Linked DNA regions of Homo sapiens: region 1 is linked to region 2. A link is a contact called in ENCODE POLR2A ChIA-PET data. All regions are on one chromosome and are shown on one strand. Each heading gives the region's core, a stretch centred on a gene start or an enhancer-like site at or near the end of the contact. The rest is flanking DNA. Distances are from core to core; before and after follow the strand shown. Region 1 holds the start of CTSO (cathepsin O). Region 2 holds the start of JADE1 (jade family PHD finger 1).

The links. ChIA-PET counts read pairs that join two places held with the same protein, here RNA polymerase II (POLR2A).
Region 1: POLR2A ChIA-PET joins it to region 2 with 7 read pairs in B cell. The contact joins the promoter of CTSO here to the promoter of JADE1 in region 2. POLR2A ChIA-PET finds 5 or more read pairs at or near these places in 2 of 52 experiments (B cell and CD8-positive, alpha-beta memory T cell).

The regions. Positions count from the first base shown.
Region 1 is chr4:155,952,386-155,955,178 of GRCh38, forward strand. It overlaps CTSO (cathepsin O), which reads right to left and starts at 1,481. Exons shown (of 8, transcript NM_001334.3): 1 at 1,328-1,481. The coding sequence starts at 1,462. RefSeq lists an enhancer at 2,592-2,793.
Region 2 is chr4:128,808,217-128,811,077 of GRCh38, forward strand. It overlaps JADE1 (jade family PHD finger 1), which reads left to right and starts at 1,484. Exons shown (of 11, transcript NM_199320.4): 1 at 1,484-1,661. RefSeq lists silencers at 1,307-1,786, 2,297-2,416 and an enhancer at 1,887-1,996.

The sequences.
Region 1 (2,793 bases), core at 231-2,730, about 27 Mb after region 2:
CTAGCCCTTTGAGCTTTGTCCTGAAATATTATTTTTAGGAGCCTGACAGTGTGTTTATTTATTTAGCCAATGAATACGTTACCAATAAAGGTGAAACTGACTTTTCCCCTAAGGGGTTTCGTTTACCAGGAAAACGAACGTAAGTTGAGGATAGGGGTAGAATACAGGCCAGAATTTTGTTCTTGAAAGAGTAAGAGGACTTCTGGTTTTGAAAGCTAGAACTGAACTCAAGAATAATAAAGTGGAGATAACAGTACACATCTCGGTTTGGACAAAACGTAAGAGTGGACAGAATCAGGGAAGGCTGGCCTTCCTAAACATTGGAGCTTTCCAGGAGAGTCGGGGGAAAAGAGCACAGCTATGAAATCCTGTGAGAAATTCCAACAAACACCAGGAAAAAAGATACACTTCCTTGAGCAATATTACTCAACTCAGACTTATGTTTGATTCAGAATGAAAGAATTTTCTTTTCCAATAAATTAAATCATGATAATGGCATCTTTCATGAATTTAAAAATGTGTTAAATAGTATCAGCTATCTAGAACATAGTGAGGCGAACACTAAATCGGCATCCCTTGCAGTTTCCTTGGTTTCAGGAAAATCATTATTTGTGCTCAGCTAACTGGTCCCTTCCAGAGTTTTCATGCTAGACTCAAATCTAAGTATTTATTATAAATATTATAAAATATAAATTATATTATATTTCGTATAATAATATGAAAAGGAAATTAAATGCTTCTCTTTTCTTCAACTCAGTCTCCGCCAAGGCAGGAAGAACTTTTAAAGTGGTGCGTTAGTTTAAGGAGAATCATAAACCATCAGGATTCTTTAATCTGGCTAAAGACAGGCTCTTTGTTTCTAACTTCTGATCACTAGCGCCCTCCTCGGGAAAAAAAAACACGACAGGTTTCTTCCACCAACAGGCTGCTCCCTGTTTCTGGTTCTCATAAAAGAGAAATAGAAGAGCTTTGGAAGCCAGTGGCAACGATAGAGGGGATTGCTAAAAGGGGGTGCTTCTTCCCACCAAGGACACTTTGGACGTATCTATGGATTTATTTGGGTGCGTCCCAAAAATCCATAGCGACAAATCTCTTCTGGAAAATCAAGTCTTTTGGTTAGCAAAGGCATGGGGGAGTGACACCATGGCACAAGGAGAGGGGAGAGAGAAGCTGGCTTTTGCACCCGCAGCTCAGGGCCCCAGACGCATCGCAGAGCCACGGGTGCCCACGAGCAGGGTCAGCTCTCGGGGGCCCTCTTCCGCAGCCCAGACCCGGGACAGGAAGTGAGGGAGCAGGGACAGATCCCGGGGAGGCGCGCGCTCGGTACCCGGAAGGCGGCGGCTTCACGCTCGCGGCTCCGCGGCCAGGTCGGGGTGAAGGGGGCGCGGGAGTCCGCATCGCCGCCGCCCCGGCACAGCAGCCACAGCAGCCACGGCAGCCACGGCAGCGCCCGCACGTCCATTGCGGCGCCCGGCTCCTCTGCCGCCCGCGCGGCCTGTTTTCTCTTTCGGTTCCTCGGCTCCTCCCAGCCTGGGCTCGAGGGGCGGAAGGAGCTGGGTTGAGTGCACGATGCTGAGATTGACCCTTTTTTAGGTCCCCGGTGTTCTGTGACTGAAAATCCGGTCAGCTGGAGGCTACGGACCTCCTTGCTGAGGCTAGTTTTTTTGTTTTTGTTTTTGTTTTGGAAGAGTCAGGCACTTGACCATGTGCTTTCGAGGTTTCACTTCCATCCATTAGAAAAAAAGAAGCCTGAGAGTCATTCTTTTGTGTGTGTTGAGATCAGGTCTCACTGCAGCCTCGACCTTCAGGTTCAAGTGCCTCCTGCCTCAGCCTCCGGAGTACCTGGGACTACAGGCGCGTGCCACCACCCCAGGCTATTTTTGTATTTTTAGTAGAGATAGGATCTTGCCATATTGCCCAGGCCGGTCTCGAACTCCTGGACTCTAGTGATCCACCCGCCTTGGCCTCCCAAAATGCTCACAGGTGTGAGCCACCTGGCCTGCCCTGTGAGCCACCGGAAGCTGCCTTTTTCCTTCTTGCCACAATCCCTAAGTTCAAGACCTAGTTCTGAAGTGATGTGGGCCAATACATAGAGTCATCCATTCAGCAGATGTTTATAAATACGTAACAAAATTGTACAGATGTGAAAAGCATACACAGTTTTTGGATCTATTATGGCAGTTTCAAAACTCTTGAAGCCTGTTTCTCCGTTTGCAAAGGAAGATAGAGCCAAGTACATAATTTGCAGGGTTCCGTGTAAACTGAAAATGAAGTTCCCTTGTTCATAAATTGTGAAGAATTTCAAGACGGCAACAGCAGAGCATTAACCCAAGCCATGGGCCTTCTAAGCACCCACTTCTGCACAGGTCACACACTCATGAACCTGGCTCTACCGAGCCTTTCTATTATCATCTATTCTGAACAAGGCTTCCATGTCTGTGAAATTCATATCATTACCCTTGTAGATTTTTAGAACTAACATCAGATTTATGTCTTTAGTTTTTACCTAGGTGCAGTGAGTTACAATATTCTCCAATGCAAACTTCGTAATAAAAATAAAAATAATGTTCCGAGTATTAAGAGGAAAGACACAAGAGTTTTTTATGTACGTTCATGATAAGATATATTGCTCTTGGCAAGTGTGGTGATAAAGATTTTATTTAAATCATAAGTTCACAGAACGATGTTCATGTTTACCTCAGCAGTTCTTTTGTACTTAGCCCTTTTTTGTGACTCATACAAGCACATACTTTTCTTTTTAAACTGAACTTTGCTTTCAGATCATAGTCCCTG
Region 2 (2,861 bases), core at 234-2,733:
TCTTTCTACTCTTCATTAGCGAAACAGGAGAGGACATATACAGTACTTAGGATTTCCACTGGCTTACTTTGTTTTCTGAAAAATAACTGAAAGGCTCAATTAGTTTTGTTTTGTCGCATTTATCAGATTATAACGTTCTGGATGTGGGTCTGGATGTGGGTAGTTGGGCTGGTGTGGGATTACATGAAATCAAACCTGATATATTCAGAAAGATTCTTCCGGTGGACACATATGCCTTTTGGGTTCGATATTCAATTTTGTAATTAGTGATCACTGTTCCTATTTATTTATTTATTTATTTGAGACGGAGTTTCGCTCTTATTGCCCAGGCTGGACCACAATGGCGCATTATCGGCTCATCACAACCTCCACCTCCCGGGTTCAAGCGATTCTCCTGCCTCAGCCTCCCCAGTAGCTGGGGTTACAGGCATGTACCACCATGCCCGGCTAATTTTGTATTTTTTAGTAGAGACAGGGTTTATCCATGTTGGTCAGGCTGGTCTTGAACTCCCGACCTCAGGTGATCCGCCCACCTAGGCCTCCCAAAGTGCTGGGATTACAGGCGTGAGCCACCGCGCCCGGCCTGAATGGGAGTTTTTAATCCGTACTTTTTTCTTATTGAAGTTGAATGTCATATACCCCTCTATTTCCCTAGATGAATCCATGAAAGAAGTATGTTGCCCTCTATATGAAAAAGCAAGCTTGTCTTCTGCAGAAAATCAGTAACCACTCCTTTTTACACATAAATACCCCCAAATGAATCTCCGATGACTGATCTGATACTAGTCTGCAATTCTAGTTTTAGCATTAGGCTCACTCCTCATATTTGGGAGAAGATGTCCAATTCTGTAGTAATGTGTAACATAAAGTGGTGTCAATTTATAAATAATATCTTCTAATGAATTAATGCTCATTTGCAATGATCACTTCCATACAAATTTAGGTAAAGATGTTATTCAGAATTGGATTCTCTCTATTTAAAAATGTCATCCTAATGTGCAACTCCCTAAAACTGTTACTACAAACAACTATTTTGCCACTCAGCCTAAAAATAAAACCTTTCACCCAAATGACACATCTTAATAGCCATATTTTAATCTACGTAATTTTAAACTATTCTGAAAGAATCCATTTCTAGATGTCAGACAAGAGTTGAAACTGGGACAGCAGTTTGAAGGGGCTAATTTAAAAACCCACTTGCTTGGAGACACCTCAAGAATTTCTAGGCTCACAAGGTGGGTGAAGTAAGGAAAGAGACTAAGAGCTGAACAGTGCCGTTCTTTGCGAGCCCCCACTGGCGCAGGCTGAGCCGGCTGCGGCTAGGGCTGCGAAGAGTTAACGAGGGACCGAGCCCCAGCGCCGCGGGCTCCCCGCATGCTCCCTCCGCCCTCCCGTCCCCACCCTCTCGTTTTGGCAAGGGATTAAAGTGCTCCCCCCTGTGGCAGCAGTGACCCAGAAATGAGTTTGATTCACATAGTCCTTCCTCCATAACAAGCCAAACGCCAGACCGAGAGTGCCTCCGTGCGCGAGTGCCCGGTGTGTGCGCGCCGGCGAGAGCAGGGGCCCGCCCGGCTCCCCGCCCGCCGCGGCCCGAACTCATGCAGCTCCGAGCGAGCGAGCGGCGCCCAGCCCAGCGCCTCGGCCGAACCCCTCCGCAGCAGGTACGCGCGCGGGCCGCGGGGGGCGCGCGGGGTGGGCGCGCCGCGCGTGTGTCCGCGCGTGTCCGCGTGTGGGTCCGTGTGCGCGTCCCGGTCCCGCGGCGGCGACGGCGGCGGCGGCGGCGGCGGCTGCAGGACGAGCCGAGAGGCTCAGCCATATTTGATGGTTTTGTTGCTTTGCTCGGGAGTTCTCGGGAGTAATTTAATGCCGAAGGTCGCTGCCTAGTGGAAATAATATAATACGTCATTAATATGGCGCCAAAAGATTGGGTTCTCGATCTGTAGCGAGGAGGGAGGGAGGCAGCCGCTGAGCGCAGCGTTACTATCCCACCAGTAACTTGGGCATTGCCGGGGCGGGGGCCGGAGGAGGAGGAGAGGATGATTTTTGGATCCTGAGAATTGATCTATGTTGGATCAGTAAGTTTTATTATGATTTTTTTTTTCAAATTTGGGGGGCTGAAGACTTAGAGCTATTTCTTCTTTTGGATTTGCGAAGAACATGCGGTTTTCAGGTGAATCATCAATTAAACGCGTTTAGGAGCAGAAGCCCAGTTTAAGTTGGCTTTAGTTTATAGGTTTTTTTTTTTTTTTTTTTTTTTTAGAAAGCCAAAGTGCATTAGGCTGCATGAAAGTGGAAAGCATAGTAGCAACTTGGTAGACAGATGGCAATGGCAGAACGCAGGTTCGCGTACATATATGAATCCAGAGTGTGTGAGACCGTGTGTGTGGTGGGACTGTATTTGTCCAAACATAGGTGTGCGTAGGTACATCTGTGTGTGGTGGCCGCAGCCCTGGCTCTTGTCACCGCGTCACCACATGTCCAAAATATTCATTGCATCAATTCAAGGGCAGTGAGAGGGGGGTGGGGGTGGGGGTGGAGGGACAGTTTGGCAATTAGATTCTTCCGAACTGGGCTTCCAGTGATCAGATCTTTTACTTACAGCGCGACTGCTTGTAAAGTGTAAAACCCCTTAATCGATGAAATGGGGTAGGAGTTGGCGTTGGTAGAGCAAAGTACCGATTAATCGTGAACTTAAAGGGGATTGCAAATTGCAACCTTTGGCACCATCTGCAAATTGTGGGGGTGGGGTCTCTTGGTCTCCTTGCTTCCTTAAATGAACGTGTAGTGTGTACCCCGGGACTGCAAGTTGCAGAGCCCTTCAGTGCACGTGTCTTGTGCCTGTGAGTCTGTGTTTGCGAGTT